Regions from separate parts of the Mus musculus genome. Here region 1 is linked to region 2. A link is a loop called in an ENCODE intact Hi-C map of the cell type or tissue named here. Cell type or tissue: gastrocnemius. All regions are shown on one strand.

The links. Peaks named below come from ENCODE experiments on the same cell type or tissue, not always from the same donor. Only the 100,000 strongest peaks of a DNase experiment are listed, where the experiment ranks them.
Region 1: a loop joins it to region 2, with 6 times the contacts of the local background. A loop is called at or near these places in 20 of 42 quality-filtered maps.

What each region holds. Positions count from the first base shown.
Region 1 is chr4:16,158,535-16,166,534 of GRCm38, forward strand. It overlaps Ripk2 (receptor (TNFRSF)-interacting serine-threonine kinase 2), which reads right to left and starts at 5,109. Exons shown (of 11, transcript NM_138952.4): 1 at 4,690-5,109. The coding sequence starts at 4,862. A530072M11Rik (RIKEN cDNA gene A530072M11) reads left to right here and starts at 5,576. Exons shown (of 7, transcript NR_045765.2): 1 at 5,576-5,657. In gastrocnemius, no CTCF peak of the experiment used is centred here; DNase peaks (open chromatin) are centred at 3,556, 5,112 and 5,355; H3K4me3 peaks cover 2,424 bases; H3K27ac peaks cover 2,166 bases.
Region 2 is chr4:16,010,085-16,018,084 of GRCm38, forward strand. Osgin2 (oxidative stress induced growth inhibitor family member 2) reads right to left here and starts at 3,804. Exons shown (of 6, transcript NM_145950.5): 1 at 3,603-3,804. The coding sequence starts at 3,646. In gastrocnemius, a CTCF peak has its summit at 3,770; DNase peaks (open chromatin) are centred at 1,190, 2,131 and 3,864; H3K4me3 peaks cover 1,931 bases; H3K27ac peaks cover 1,525 bases.

The sequences.
Region 1 (8,000 bases), 150 kb after region 2:
TAGCTTTATGTGAGTTGCTAACTTCTGTGTCTCTTAGTTTGACCATCCACGCTATGTATTCTACTGGTCTGTTTAGAGATCAGCCAAAATAACTTCTCTAAGCCACTGGTGGGAAGAGAGCTACACATGGCTGTGACTATACTTTCCACTAACGGTAAAAGTGTAGCATACGGGTTCTTATTGTGCTTTTTCTAGGAAAGAGCAGGAACAGCACTAGAGGAAGCTCCAAAAATCCACCTATGTTAGAATGACTTATGCTTGAACTAATTCAACTATTGAGATTATTTTATACTAAAAGAAACATCATTAAATACCATATAAAAGTTTTCCAAACATGAATTCTAAAACATTCTAATACTGTAGATGTGATTGCTTAGATCAGTGGTTTTCAACCTTCCTAATGCTTTAATACAGTTCCTCATGTTGTGGTGGCCCCCGACCATAAAATTACTTTCGTTGCTATTTTGTTACAGTAATGTTGTTACTGTAATGAATGGTAATATAAGTATCTGTTTTCCAACCCATCTTAGGTGACACTTGACCCCCTCCCCTTTAAAGGGGTCATGACCCAGAGATTGAGAACCCCTGCCTTAGATTATGATCTGCATCATGATAAGCTACATCAAAGTCAGGAATATGTAGAACTTACACACCAAACTTGGTAAAATAATAGCAAACAGGTAAGCACTCACAGCCCAACCCCTGGCATATCACATGGTCATGAATAAAAGACTATCAAATAGAGCTATGGACAGCATTTTACAGCATAACAAAGATAAAATGGCATCTTTGCCTTTAAAGGCCCATAATTCAGATAAGAAAAATAAATAAATAAATAAATACTACAAGGAATAATGTGATAATTACCGTATATTTTACATATGTATACTTACACACACACACACACACACACACACACACACACACAAACACACACACAGGAAATAAGAAAAGCAAACTATGGGACATTCAGAGGAGAGAGAATTTTGAGCATGGTAATGTCACCACCGTCTTCAAAGAGACAGACTTTCAGTGGAATTTGAAGTATGGCTAGAATTTCAACATCAGAGAGAAGATCCAGAAAGTAACTGCACAAAAGATAAGACCTTGCTTCTCTTTTGCCCATGAGTGTATCCATTCCCAGGACATAAACAATGCCTTATATGCAGCAACACAGTGCATGTCCACCAGCCATGTGTCAAATGAATTCAGGAAGTGAAAGTAAGACTGTGACTGTTTAATGAGAGCTAAGATAGGAAAGAGTGCACGACAGAGGGGGTGGCATAAATGACGTGTTGGGATCCTAAGAGGCCCAAAACTTTGTCTGACAGTCAAGTGCAATGGAAGGTTTTGAGCAAGAGAAAAGAAATCAGTAAAAGGAGGTTTAAAGATAATTATCTTGGAAACAGGATATGGGATTAAGAGAAAGGGGAACAACTATGAAGACTGTAACAATAGTCCAGATACAAAGCAAGGGAAGCCTGATAAAGTAGTGGAAAGACAAGAAAACACTGGCTGAAAAGAGTGGTAGACGTCAGGATGCACTGGCTACAAGGGACTCAAGTGAACAAAAGCAATGGGGGAGAGCTGATCTGACGCCATCATCATTTCCCCAGATGCATGGGTGTTGGCAGCGCTGACATAAATAGAAAGGCTTCCAGGAGAAGTCTATTGGGTAAGCAAGGATGATTAGTTGGTTCTTAAGAAACCTGAGCTCTGGACGAGTGGCTGTTGAAATAAGCATACAGACAGACATTCCTGACCAGACTACTTAAAGCACACGAGCAGAGAGACACACGGACGCACACCCAACCATAGTAAGAAGTTATGAAGTCTTTGAGTAGGCAAAATATTTTATGCTTTTAAATTCAAGAGGCACAAGACACCATAAAGCAAAGTTTCTCTATTCTCTGTTCCTTACCTTGACTGAAAGGAAACCAGTTATATCAGTCTGTGAAGCCTATTTAATTAAACTTCAATTTCTCAAGCTCTGTATTTGCCCCAAGAGATATGGGTCAACAAGACAGTTCCTGTGTAGTACCTTACAGGATGAACCCAAAGATCCCTGGACACTTGAGATGAGAGGACACAGTGTGGAAGTTCCAGTGACACATACATATAAGATAGCCTTCCCTCCTTCTGTCCAAAGTATGAAATAAAGTATTAGCAGAGAATACATTAGTAAAGTGATTGTCATACAAGCAGGAGAATATGAGTTTAATTCCTAAGAATAGATATAAAAAAGCTGGCAACAATACACACTCCAAAACATTAAAGATACTCTCTTCTCCTCTCTCTCTCTCTCTCTCTCTCTCTCTCTCTCTCTCTCTCTCTCTCTCTCTCTCTCTTAATGGTCCTGAGGAACAATACCTGAAGTTGACCTCTGGCCTACCCATCATGCATGTGGGTCAGCAGCACATGGATCTCCTATGTGTGTATGCTAATACAAACACATGCATGTACATACAAACATAGAAAGGTATGATGTATTCCTCCTCCCTGCCAGCCATTTTATATACAGTCCAACCCTTGAATCAACTCTCTAAAGCTTGTTTCATTCTCTCTGGTTTACATATTGGAGCATCTACAGTCAGAAAAAAATGAATGATCCTTTGGTGACAACAATACAAAGTGACAGGGTTTAAGTCAGATTTAAATTGTAGCCCTGGTACTCTAACATCTGTGCTTTTCTATTCTATTGTTTGATGAGAAAAGCAAATCAGATAGTTTGTGAGGTTAGAATTCAACAAGATTGAGGGGGAAAACAAAAGCAAAAGATTTTTAGAAACTTAAAATGCAAAATACAGCTTCAATAATTGTATCATGAAAATGGCCTAACTCAAAATGTCAATAGGAAACAGCTCTCCATCTCTAGGGTACTTGAACAACCAATCAGAGTCATCAGTCCATTAAGGCTGGAAGACTGCTATGGAAGTCCCACTCACTGGCAATGGAGAGTGACTCACTAATTATTAAAATAATATGCAACGTCACCTAGACTTATTTTCTTTTCAGGTAATCTTAAAGAACAATGGGTACATTATCCACACCAGAGCACAACAAATATACATACAGTGTTTATTATTCATATTTAACAGGTGAGGAAGTAAGACACCCTCAGAGTCAGTTGCATAAGCCTAGGCCTGTGCTCATGGTAAGATCTTAGACAGCAAGATAAAAGAATGCAATGCAGTAAGGTAGGGGATTGTGCTGGTTTTATAAAGACAATGCCCTATCCAATGCAAGGAAATTATACCATAAGTGGTTGGTGAATATGGGAAAGCAATACCATCCTGTCCATCTTTTTCCCTTGGCCTACAAATGGCACAAACGAAGCTTTGAAAAGCAGAATCAAAAGTGAGAAAGCAACTAGCTTTAGTCTACCTAGTGGTCTATTAGTGCTACATTTCCATAGACCATTCGTTTGCTTGGTACTAACCAACCTCCCTTTAAAGTTGACTACTTAGGCGCACGTGCTCGAACACGTGAACACACACACACACACACACACACACACACACACACACACACAGCACTGGCTCCACATACACTGTGATCTAGCCCTTGGAGGGAGGGAGGGCGCCTCCAGGCAGATGAAAGTCCAACATTCTACCAGGGCTGAAGCAAGAGAGTTAGTTATCTGATGCTGTATCTGACCTGATACCCAGGGTTAACAGCCTCTGACCAATAGGGCCGCTATGATCTCTGTATTTTCACACTAGATCCAGCAGGAGAAGAGGCCTGTAGCCACCAAGGTTAGCAAGTGCACTAAGAACTGAATGAAGGTCTAGTTCAATTTCTGATGGAAGTGAAACACACAAGAGTTCTGACTAGATCCATTGACTAACACATACAGCCACAGATCTATGGTATTTAGTTGTAATGTTTTCCTAGAAACAGAAACCAACGCTTTTTTTTTTTCTTTCTTCTGAATATGTGGGAGCTGGACACAAATAATACCAGGGCAAGGGATGGTCAAAACTTTTATTCTTCACAAATTTTGACCATTTAATAGCTTTTGATTCATTTTACTGTTACAAAAAACATTGCACACTTCCTTTGGGGACTTCCAAGGCAAGAGCTCGAATAACAACTGGTAATGTAGAATTTGATAACTGAACTTCATGAGGGCACGTAATAAACCACAAAGAAAACAAAACCAACCAAATCAAACCAAACCAAGCCATAATATGCAGGCTCAGGAGCAGGAGTGAAACACACATAAAACCCTAGAAAAATATTTTGACGTTTAATCAATATAAAAACACCGGTATAGTATTATTATTTTTCTTTTTAGTGCTAAATGCTCAAACTCCGGTGTGTATTTTGCAGTCACTGCGTACTTCATTTCCAAGAGCAGTTTTTAGAGTTCCACAGCTCTTACCGCTAACAGCTAGCTAAAACAAAGCAAAGCCCACAAGCACTGTACCAACACACGTCGGGTTCAATAAACAGGGTTTTAGAGGTGGCCGTGATTGCAGGTTTTTGGAGAGTGGGAACACCTCGGGTGGGAGGAGAGGCAGGGCGAGTTGCAAAGTCTGACGCACGTCCAGGATGGTTTCTCCCTTGGATCAGGTTAGCCCAAGGACTTAAGGACTCGCCGCGGCGGAGCCGGCGCATCGCCATAGTGCGGCCGGTCTGTGGACCACCCAGCCCGCGTCTGTGTGGGGCCCCGCGCCGGCGCCCTACCTGTCGAGCAGCGGCGTGTGGATGTGTAGGTGCTTCACTGCCACCCGCACGCGCCAGTCTGCGTGTCGTGCCGACGAGACCGTGCCAGAGGCGCCCCGGCTGAGGTAGTGCAGGTCGGCGAGCTTGTGGTACGGGATGGGGGGTAGCGCGCTGCAGATGGCGTCCCCGTTCATGGCTCCGGCTGCGCGGCGGCTCCGCCCGACCCTGGCCGCGGCGCTAGGTCCCGGGGCGGCCCATTCCCGCGTGGCCGCTGCAGTTCCGGCCCGGTCAGCTGTGCCAGGGAGCCCGTCGGGTCTGCGGCCGCGCCGGGGTGGACCGTCCTCCTCCCTCCTCCTGGACTCGGCGGGCTCCTCCCTCCGCCGGCCCTCCCTGGGCGGGCTCCTACCTTCACCAACTCCTCAGCCCCTGCCTCCTACCCCTGGCTTCTCCCTCCGCCGGCTCCTCCCTCCGCCGGCTCCTCCCTCCGCCGGCTCCTCCCTCCGCCGGCTCCTCCCTCCGCGGTCTCCTCCCTCTGCCGGCTCCTCCCTCTGCAATCTCCTCTCTCTGTGAGCTCCTCCCTCTGCCAGCTCCTCCCTCCGCCGGCTCCTCCCTCTGCCAGCTCCTCCCTCCGCCGGCTCCGCCCTCCGCCGGCTCCTCCTTCTGCCAGCTCCTCCCTCCGTCGGCTCCGCCCTCCCCCAGCTCCTCCCTCCGCCGGCTCCTCCTCCGCCCGCTCTTCTGTCCTCTGGCTCCTCCTTCCGCCGGCCCCTCCCTCTGTAATCTCCCATCTTTGCGGGCTCCTCCCTCTGCCGGCTCCTCCCTCTGCAAGCTCCCCTCTCTGCGGGCTCCTCCCTCTGCCGGCTCCTCCCTCTGCAGATCATGGGCGTGTCTCAGAGGCCTCCCTCCCCCCACAAGCCGGGTGGACATCGCTGAGGCTTGGAAAAGATTTCCTCCGGGGAAAATCCCTCCGGAGTTCTCCAGTCTGGTGTCAGGTGGGTCGGCTGGATTTTCCTTTGGCCCGAGTGTCTTCCTTAGACTCCAAACCCTGGACGTGATAGGGTGTGGGGTGACTACTGCTGGGGAGCCTGGTGCCCCACTTCCTGAGCTGTAAACCATCTGGTTGCTTCCACTCCAGTCTTTACTCAGTGGCTGCCACTTGTGAGAAGTGAGGTAGAGAGGCTAGCGCTGTCAGTGTGACAAATTGAGGTGTTTAGCTTATATGACTTGCTCCCTTACCAGGAAACGGTTTCTTCTTTTATTCCTCAAAGCCTACTCACAAATAGAAATATAAAACCATTTCTTGTGTTTGGGAAGTCTTCCATCCAAAAAGAAAAACAAAGGCAAAAACAAACAAAACCAAACAACCAAAATCCAGCACTATTTCATCTTTTTACTGTAAACACCTTTCTACTTAGATAACTGTTCAGTACGATGTTTGGCGCAAATATCTCATATTTGTGAGCGATATAGTTCCACGATCCTACACGCACCAGGATACTACAATCTGTAATTGTCCCTTATATTATTAGTGTAATATATATAACACCGACATTTCCTTCCCTATACTCTAGTTCTTAATAGTTTTTTACAAGTCTACATTCTAAGATTATGTTTTCTTGGGCTGGAGTCATGGGTAAGCCGTTAAGAGGGCTTGTTCTTCCAGAGGATCTGAGGTTTGTTATCAGTACTCGAATCTAGTAGCTCACAGCTGCCTGCTCTCCAGCTCCAGGGAATCTGACCAACACTTCTGGCTTCTGCAGGCAACACACATACACATAAACAAAATACAAAAATATAAAAATATGTACTTACAATATAATGTGTATATATCTCAACTAAGAATATATATACGTATACATGCTGTATGTATGTATGTATATATACACACATATAGGGATTTTGTAAGTATATACATTTAATTTTCATAATCAATTAATGATAGAAATCTTAAGACATTAACATTGAAGTAAATGTACTGGAGAAAAACTTAGACAAAATAGACAAATTAGCCTCAAAAATAAACATCACATCTATACTTTGAATTCATTTATTCAAAGTCCTACAAAATTATACCTGAATGTTATTAAGAATAAAGTTTATTTATGCCTTATTACATTAGTCTAGGAAATAGCAGCTTTAAGACATTCATATCTCATTTAGAAATAAGATACACACTTTTGCAAAAGAAGGCACTTTTTCAAAACCAGCACAGTTCCAAGTCAAGTGCAGTGGTATTGGTACCCGCTTATGTTACCATCCAGGGTCATGGACTGAGTTCAGTTTTTCCCAACAATTAAAGAATTAAAAGACAGAAAAAAAAAATCACAGCAACAGCAAGCAATCAAGTTCTGTTAATAGTAAAGTATGTGTGCAACACATGCACACATACACACACACACACACACACACATGCATGAATGCACACAGACACTCACAAGTGGATATACCGATCATAAGTGGGAAGGAGATAGAAACTGAAATCTGCTTTCCCCTGGAAGATTGGTAGTTGAGTGTTTTGGTGATATTGGGTGGGGTTTCTTCTCCCCTCTTTTTGCATTGATCAGTTTAAAAAGAGAGGTGTAGGTCCATAGTATCTCCCTGTGCAAGCTTTGACATATCCATGCTTTGCCTAGAACATGCCCAGGTAAGTCAGCCAGAAAGGTCACACTTTTGGGAAAGGCCAGAAGCTTGCTATCTTGTTGATTATCTACACACTGATTATTCCCTGTCTGCCTACTACCACTCCTCCAGACTAGCTCCCAGACTGCTGTAATCTCCAGGATTCCCTCCTCCTGGATACCCCTTGTTCTCTATATGATAGCAAGTCTCCCCACTTCTTCATGCGCACACTATTCTTGAAATTCTCTCTTGATGCTCTTCTGCTAATCTTGCTTTCCTCTGGGCCATGTCCAGTTAGCTTCCATTTCCCTTAGCTCTGGACTCTTCCAGATGCCCCAGAATGCCCCCCATACCCTTCTCTCTCATCCACAATAAAAACTTTGCTCCCAGATTTTTCTTGGTTTCTTTACTGTGCCCCCACTTACAAAGAACACAAGTATTCGTCACCCCCTTCTTCTTATAGAGAACATCTGACCACTTGTTTTAAGCCCTTGCTCCCTTGCTTTCTTTGCCATAATCAATTGTGCCTTCCAGCTCTGAGCCTAAAATATACTCTTCTTTCTGTAGGTTGCTTTTGCAGGATACTCTATCACAGCAACGGAAAAAATTTCTAAGGCCAAGCTAATTAAGATAAAGTCTAGGCCTTAATCAAAGATGACTGTTGATATAGGAAAAAATGAATCAGATGTGTCGGTATGTGCCCTAAATCCCATTAC
Region 2 (8,000 bases):
ACCAGCTTCTTCCGGCTGGAGAGATGGCTCAGCGGTTAAGAGCACTGACTGCTCTTCCAAAGGTCCCAAGTTCAAATCCCAGAAACCACATGATGGCTCACAATCATCCATAATGAGATCAGATGCCCTCTTCTGGGGTGTCTGAAGACAGCTACAGTGTACTTTCATATAATAAATAAATGAATCTTTAAAAATAAAATAAAATGAAATAAAAGAACCAGCCCCTTCAGGGTGTTCACCATAGACAGCAGCAGCAGCTCTCCAGAATCTTTCAGGAATCCAGTCCCAGCCTGGGAGTGCTGAGATATCCAGCTCCATAGTCTATGGACTAAACAACTATCAGATTCGCCACTTATCCAGCCTGAAGCAGCCTTTGTTGAACTACCTGGACCATGTAAGCCAATCTACTACATTCCTTTAATAACCATTCCATCAGTTCTGTTCATTTAGAGAACTTAATACACTACCCCAGCTAGTACAAAGTTACACTAAGTACCAAATACACTACCCAGGATAGTACAAAGTTACATTGACCATACAATACACTACCCAGGATAGTACAACACTACACTATCTAATGCTCTACCCTAGGACAGTACAAAGTTACATTAAGTATACAATACACTACCACAGAATAGTACAAAGTTGTTAAGAGACACCAACCTTTCCTAGCTCTTAAAACAAAACAAAACCAAAAATCTGCCTTAATAGCAACTAGTACTATTAGATTTCTATTTGTTTTGTTTTGCTTTGTTTTTAAGATGGAATATTTTATTTAAAGCCCATCAGTGAAATGGACAGCTTGTATCTATGACAAATTATTCATGTTTAAAGTCAGTAACTGTATGCCCAGACTACAACGTTCTGAGTTGAAGCAGAATAAACTTCCTTGTAAAAGTTGCACCTTTGTGAAATTTAATTTAGTATTCAGCTTCTTCCTCACCCTCTCTCCTCAACAGAATCCACACCAATTTCCTCATAATCCTTCTCTAGGGCAGCCATATCCCCATGGGCCTCTGAGAACTCCCCCTCCTCCATGCCCTCACCAACATAACACTACATGAAGGCATGCTCTGCATTCGCAAGATCAAACTTGTGATCTAGGCAAGCCCAGGCCTCAGCAATGGTTGTGGTGTTGCTAAGCATACACACAGCTCTGTTGGCCAGATACACTGTGGGAGGCTGGTAACTAATGCCAATCTTAAAAGTGAGTGGGGCACAAGTCCACAAACTGGATGGTACACTTGGTCTTAATGGTAATGGCAGCACTGACATCTTTGGGAGCCACATCTCTGCCGTACAGTAGGCCATGTATTTACGACGCCAACGGATCACTATCTAGTTGGCTGACTAAAAGCAGACATTGGTCATCTCTGCTATAAAGTTCCTCGTAGTAGGCTTTCTAAGCAAAAATGGCAGGAGCATAGTGGCCAGAGGACGTAGATTCTAGGACAGGGCACAAGATTGGTCTGGGATTCTGTCAGGTCAACATTCAAGGTCCCATCAAATCTGAGGGAAGCAGTGACAGAAGACAGTCTGACCTATCATCCTATTTAAGTTAGTGTAAATTGGGTGTTCAATGTTGAGATTTCTATAACAGATGTCACAGATGGCCCCATTATCTACCACGAAGGTACAATCAGAGTGCTCCATCCAGGGTGGTATGGATGGTGAGGATGGAATTGTAGGGCTCAACTACAGCAGTGGAAACTTTGGGGGGTTGAGTAATGTAGAACTCCAGCTTCAACTTCTTTTCATAACCAATAGAGAGCCACTCCATCAGCAGGGAGATGAATTCACAGCCTGATCCCCTGCCAAAGCCATGGAAAAAGGAGAAACCCTGAAGCTCTGTACACTGGTCAGCCAGTTTGAGAGTCCTGTCAAGACAAGGTTAATGATATCCTTGCCAATGGTGTAGTTGCCAGGGGCACAGTTATAGGCAGCATCTTCCTTGCCTGTGATGAGCTGAGCTGCTCAGGGTAGAAAAGCTGGCAGTAGGTACCAGTGCGCAATTCATCAATAGCTATGCATTCCAGGTCTACGATCACTGCCCAGGGCACATGCTTGCTAGTGCCTGTCTCACTGAAGGAGATCCTCAAAGAGTCATCTCTTCCCCAATGATCATGTCACTTGGCATGTGGCCATCAGGTTAGATGCCATTTTCCTAGCAGTAGAGCTGCCAGTAGGCATTTCCCATCTGGACATCAGCCTGGCCAACATTTATGGAGATGCACTCACACATGGATGCTACTTGAGGCTGCTGAATGAATGGGGGAAGACAAGGAAGCAGTACTTCTTATAGCTTGACTCTTAAAAGGTCTCTAATGATACATTTAACTATAATAATGTAGCAAACACGGTTTCTTCTCTCCCAACACTAAACTGTAGCAAACACTTTTCACTCCCTCCCCTAAATTTCTCTGCACAGAGATAAGAGGATGGATGGTATTTACCACATAGCCTCAGAGTAAGAATTCCAAGCTCTCCCCTTACCGCTCAACAGTACCCCAAAGGTGTCAGGAGACTTTCAGAGGGTTATTTTCTAAAAGAAATGTAGCTCCCCAAGAGGCTTCAAATTTTCACTCCAGCCTGCTTTTTACAATACTCAAAGTGGACGATGTGTACATACACAACAATCTGTCTAGAACATAGAATCCAGCAGTCTTTGGCATAAAACTTTTCTAGATCTAGAATTTAAAGTCTCCTTACAAACTCAGGAGGTTGGGCAGACCTAGGTCGTTGCTATTACAGCAGGAGTCTGATTTCTCTGCACCTCACATTCTTTTTTAACCTCTTCTGTGAAGGTTATTAAATACACACGACATTTATCTATATCACATAAAATAAGCTCTGTGATTTGTATTGATGACAGTCACAAATACTGTGACTTGTGGCTCACATTAGTAAAGAAAGCAATGTTAGTATTTTTAGAAATGATATTAATATCCTTTCCACCCAAGTTAATGTTTCACCTAAATTCTATGAGCCTCTATTAAACAAGTCTTTATCAGTTTATTCTGTAACATTCACACATGTAAAGCCAGTTCCCAGAGTCCTTACTAAACGTAACATTTCATCCCATCCAGTTTCTTGTACTTTTGATCTTATTCTGTAATTCCCCGAAGTGTTGGTCAATTGTTCTGAATCTAGAACATACGTTCATTCATCTTTGAAACTATTGTTTTTCTCACCGTAAGAAACTTTCATCATAATTTGAGTATAAAACTGCCACTTCCTAAATTTCTCCATTCTAACATGGCTTTACATCACTCATACCTTAGTAAGTCACGACCCACTGTCACTACATGACACATTCTTCTCCACTTCCCTTCAAGCCAGTAACTTATGTTATTAGATTTTTAAAAGATCAAAAATTCAAAGGAGGCTCTTCACAGATTTTCAAATTTACCATTTACATGTAACCGACTCACCGCCGGCCTAGCCACTCTCGCCGTCCTGTGACCCGCGCGGTCCAGGAACAAGAAGAGGGGACAAGAAAAGAGCGGGGTCCACGGAGCTCCGAGCAGCGCCGGCCCAGCGGGCGGCGGCCGAGGAGCACACGCTGCAGAGCCAGCTCCGACCCATCCCGGGGGGAAAGTCACCTGAAATGACCGGCCAGGGAGCAGCGGCAGCACCACACAGGCATGGAGAGCGGCTGCCGTCCTCCGGGAGGGCCGACCGCGGGCTGGTCCCGGCGCGCGCTCTGCCTGCACCGCGGCTCACAGGCGCGGGAGTCTGTCCCCGGCCAGCGGCTTCCGCTCCTCCCCGCCGGCGGCAGGGCGGCGCAGCGAGTGATGAGCGCCGCGCTGGGGGCGGGACCGGGCGCTGCGACGGCGACGCGCGGCTCCGCCCACCAGGTGCGGCGCGTGGACGAGGCCGCCGATTGGTGGAGTCGCGGCGAGGGGCGGGTCCACGGAGAGGGATGCGCAGGGCCGCGGCGCTGCGGTCCGGGTCCTCACGAGGCCTAGGCTCGGGGCTCGGGGTGCGTTCTCGGTGCCCGCTCTTGGGATTGCGGAGCAGAAGAGGGGAGGCTTCTACCTCAGGCCTGCGGGTCTCAGGGAAGTCCGGCCGCGAGAACCTACCTGAGCTCACGTCCTCGCACTGTCTCGGGTGCATCTGGCCTCGGCCCCCGCATCGCGGCCACCCAAAGACTCCCACAAACCTTAGGTGCTCCGGCCGCTCGCCTGGCGCTCCCCCTGGCCATGTTCAGCCTCCCTTCTTAAAGAGCGCCGCTCCACCATTCCCCGGACTGGGCAAGGCCTCACTCAGCCATGCAGAGACTAGTGGGGAAAGGGGCTGGGCCAGAAAAGATGTTTTGAGTCTCTCCAGGTGTCTTTGAGTCAGCACAGGGAGTGCATCCAACTTGGTATTTATCCAAAGTTAAAAGGTGAGGGTGGACACTGTCAGAGCGATTAATCACCTTAATTAATTAATTAATCTGCTCCGACAACGCCTTCACCCATCTCCGTTATTGGGGGGCGGAGGGGAGCAGTTAAAACACTTGTATGTTTATGTCTTTAAAAGAAATTCTCTTTAAGAATGTTGGTTGGAGTCTGCATTTTTTAAAAGAACTCATCCTGGCAGAACATTGGCCCATGCCTTAATTTCAGCCCTGGGAAAGCAGAGGCAGGTGGATCTCCATGAGTTCAAGTCTAGTTTGATCTACATAGGACAGCCAGGACTTTGTAGAGAGACCCTGTCTCAAAAAGAAAGAACTCAGCGTGCCTCCAGGATTCCATATCTAAAAGGTGTATTCACCGGATTTTAAAAATTGTTTTTCTCCTCTTTGAAAATAATGGCAGTATGAGCTCATTTTACGTTTAATGTGTTAACAGTTGTGAAGGAGAAAGGGAAGAAGAAGCTGCGTCTGCCGAGACATTGACTAGAACTGCATTATAGTGGGAAGCTTGGATTGCTGCAGGTCCATCCAGAGGCTAATTACCTTATCTAGGCTAGATCTAGCACTGCAGAACACTAGCTATTTGTCCAACTCTATGTGTGAACTAACGTCTTGTGACTAGAAGATTAAAAACTTTTTGGAATCTATTGACTAAACAGGCCACTAGCTTCCACCAACCAAAAGCTAAGAATGCAATAAGATAACACCCTGAGACTATAGTAACACTTCCCTCATCTTGCTGTACCTGTCTCTCTGGCGTGCTTTAATAAACTATAACAATGGATTTTACACTTACCTTGATTTCTTGTTCTGTGAAACTTCACAGAACTGCTTCCAGTTGGAACATGGAATTTGGGGTAGTTAAAATTGTTCCTGGCCTATAGCCACTAAAAATGGCTCCAGAATAATGTCTTCTTATTCTGTCTAAGAGGAAAGCTGTGGTTTTTTGCAATGTGATGTATAAGACTATGCTTTTTCTAATATTTATACCACTATCCCTTTATACATCTTTTCCCATTAGGTCTTTGTTTTAATTTGTAGGGAATTTTTTCATTTATATTGTTTTTTCAATGGTTGCAGAACAAAAACACCAGATTTCAAATTTACATTGGTTTGTATTTAATGTATTTTGAACAATTATTTTTGGTCTCTCGTGTACCGGGTGTGAGGGGCAGAAATGAGTACATGAGTGCAGATACATACAGAAACCACAGAGGTTATGGGGCAGAAATGAGTGTGTGAGTGCAGATACATACAGAAACCACAGAGGTTATAGAAGAATCCTGGAACAGAAGTTAGAGGCAGTTGGGAGCTCCCCAGTCTCTGTTCCTGGAACCCAACTCTGGCTTTCTGCAAAGCAATTATGTTCTTAATAGTTGAGCTCTCTCTCCAGCCCCTAATGGTTTGAATGTGTCAGAGCTGTAAGAAAACAAATTCCTAGTGTTTAAGCTTTCTGATCTGTAGTCTGGCAGTACAGCAGCCTGAGCCAAGATAGTGTATTTTCCCATTTTCTACAAACAAGTTTTTTAATCATTCAAAACAAACAGTTGCATTTTATATCATCTGGGCAAACCTAGTAATGATCATGCTATAAAAGCCAATAATTTGGTCATATAATACTCAGAACATTCCAGAGGAGAGTCTAGAAATGGTATTATTTTATAGTTTGAAGGTAGAAACCCTTTCAGATTTTTTAATCATCAAGATCATTGCTCTTTTGGTTCCATAAGCAGCTGTGCCTATCTCTGATGAAGCTAAAATTCTCTTCAGTTTTGGCCCTAGACAGGAAGTACTGTGTGGTCACTTCAATGATCACATACAAAACTGGGGGTGGAAGCTCTATTAAAGACTTCAGGTGAATATGAACTAGCCAGTATCCCCAGAGCTCGTGTCTCTAGCTGCATATGTAGCAGAAGATGGCCTAGTCGGCTGTCATTGGGAAGAGAGGTCCCTTGGTCTTGCAAACTTTATATGCCCCAGTACAGGGGAACGCCAGGGCCAAGAAGTGGGAGTGGGTGGGTAGGGGAGCAGGGCGAGGGGAGGGTATAGGGAACTTTCAGAATAGCATTTGAAATGTAAATGAAGAAAATATCTAATAAAAATTTGAAAAAAAAAGACTTCAGGTGAACAAAACTTCAGGTTTGTTTAAGGGACAGAAATCTAACAAAGAGGCTTCCCTCTTAAGTAAACCTTTTAAAGTTTTTGTTAATAGTACAACAATCCAGTTCAGCTGCAGAGAATTTACAGAAAAAGATCAAAATAACTTCATACATCATATTTTATAAGGGTTAGAATAAGAGAGCAAAAGAAGCCTAATGAGGGGTGAGATTCAGAAAAACTACCAAGCCACACAGTAAGATTCCATCGCTGTCTGAACAGAAAGCTGTGTGCCTACTTAGAAAGCTGCACCTGCACTCAGGCTACAGCTATGTCTGACATGCAGGATTTTAATGTGTTTTTTGTTTTCTCTGCTACAAAGTTGGTTTAGGAGGTCAGAACTTTGTTTCTTTGTTCAGTGTTACATAGCAGAATTTGGCTTGTGGTAAACTACACAGGTAACACCCAAGTTAACTCAACAGGGCTAAAGTTGGCTGTGTCTTGAACGAAATGGAAGGAATGAGCCAATTTAGAAGAGACATGTTTTACATGTCTTACATGTTTTATAGCTTATAAACTCAATATGTGGGCATCATTTGCAGTATTATAAGATTAGAGAAAAAACAAAAATTGAGGCACCTCATGTGACAAAATTTTTAAAATAAATTTTAGAAAATGAGAATAGAAGATGTTGGAAGAAATGCATAATAAGAAAGAGTAGGAGTAGCAGGGGGTGGTGGAGCACACCTTTAATCCCAGCACTCGGGAGGCAGAGGCAGGCAGGTCTCAGAGTTCAAGGCCAGCCTGGTCTATACAGGGAGTTCCAGGACTATATAGAGAGTCCCTGCCTTGAAAAACAACAGACAAAACAGAAGGAAGAGGATAAAGGAGTTGTGAGAATTTTGGTTTCTTTGAAAAACACAGAAGTACTATAAGAATATGTTTTCATTTTAATTCCATGTGTGAGATATGGGGTTGCTTTAGATTGTCCACAGCAGTGGACTATGATTTGCCTCTTGCTCTAATAGGGGCATGATTGTCAGCCACAGATATTCTGCAAGTATGTGATGTTTGGATTCTGGGGACTTTTCAGATGGTGTATAAATGTGAGAGCCTCAATGGGGTTGCTGCTGGTGGTGGTGGGTTGTTGGGTGGTTGCTGTTGATTGCTGTTGGTCACGGTTTCTCAGTTTATTAAGTAGTCATGCGCAAAGAAAAAACAACAAGAAATTAGCTATCCAGTCCCCAGCAAGGAACTTGACAATCCTAAACAGCAGGAAGTTTTTTAATGGTAACATCTCTCTCTTTCCCCTCTGTCTTTTTTCCTCCCCTATGTGGTGTTAGGGGGTTGAATGGGTAGAAAAGGGGTATTGAAGGGTAGAAGGGAGAACCCACAGTATAGATAACTAATGCCAGATATAGAAGGAGGAGGAGGAAGAGGGGGGAGGAGGAGGAGAAGAAGAAGAGGAGGAGGAAGAGGAGGAGGAAGGAGGAGGAGAAGAAGA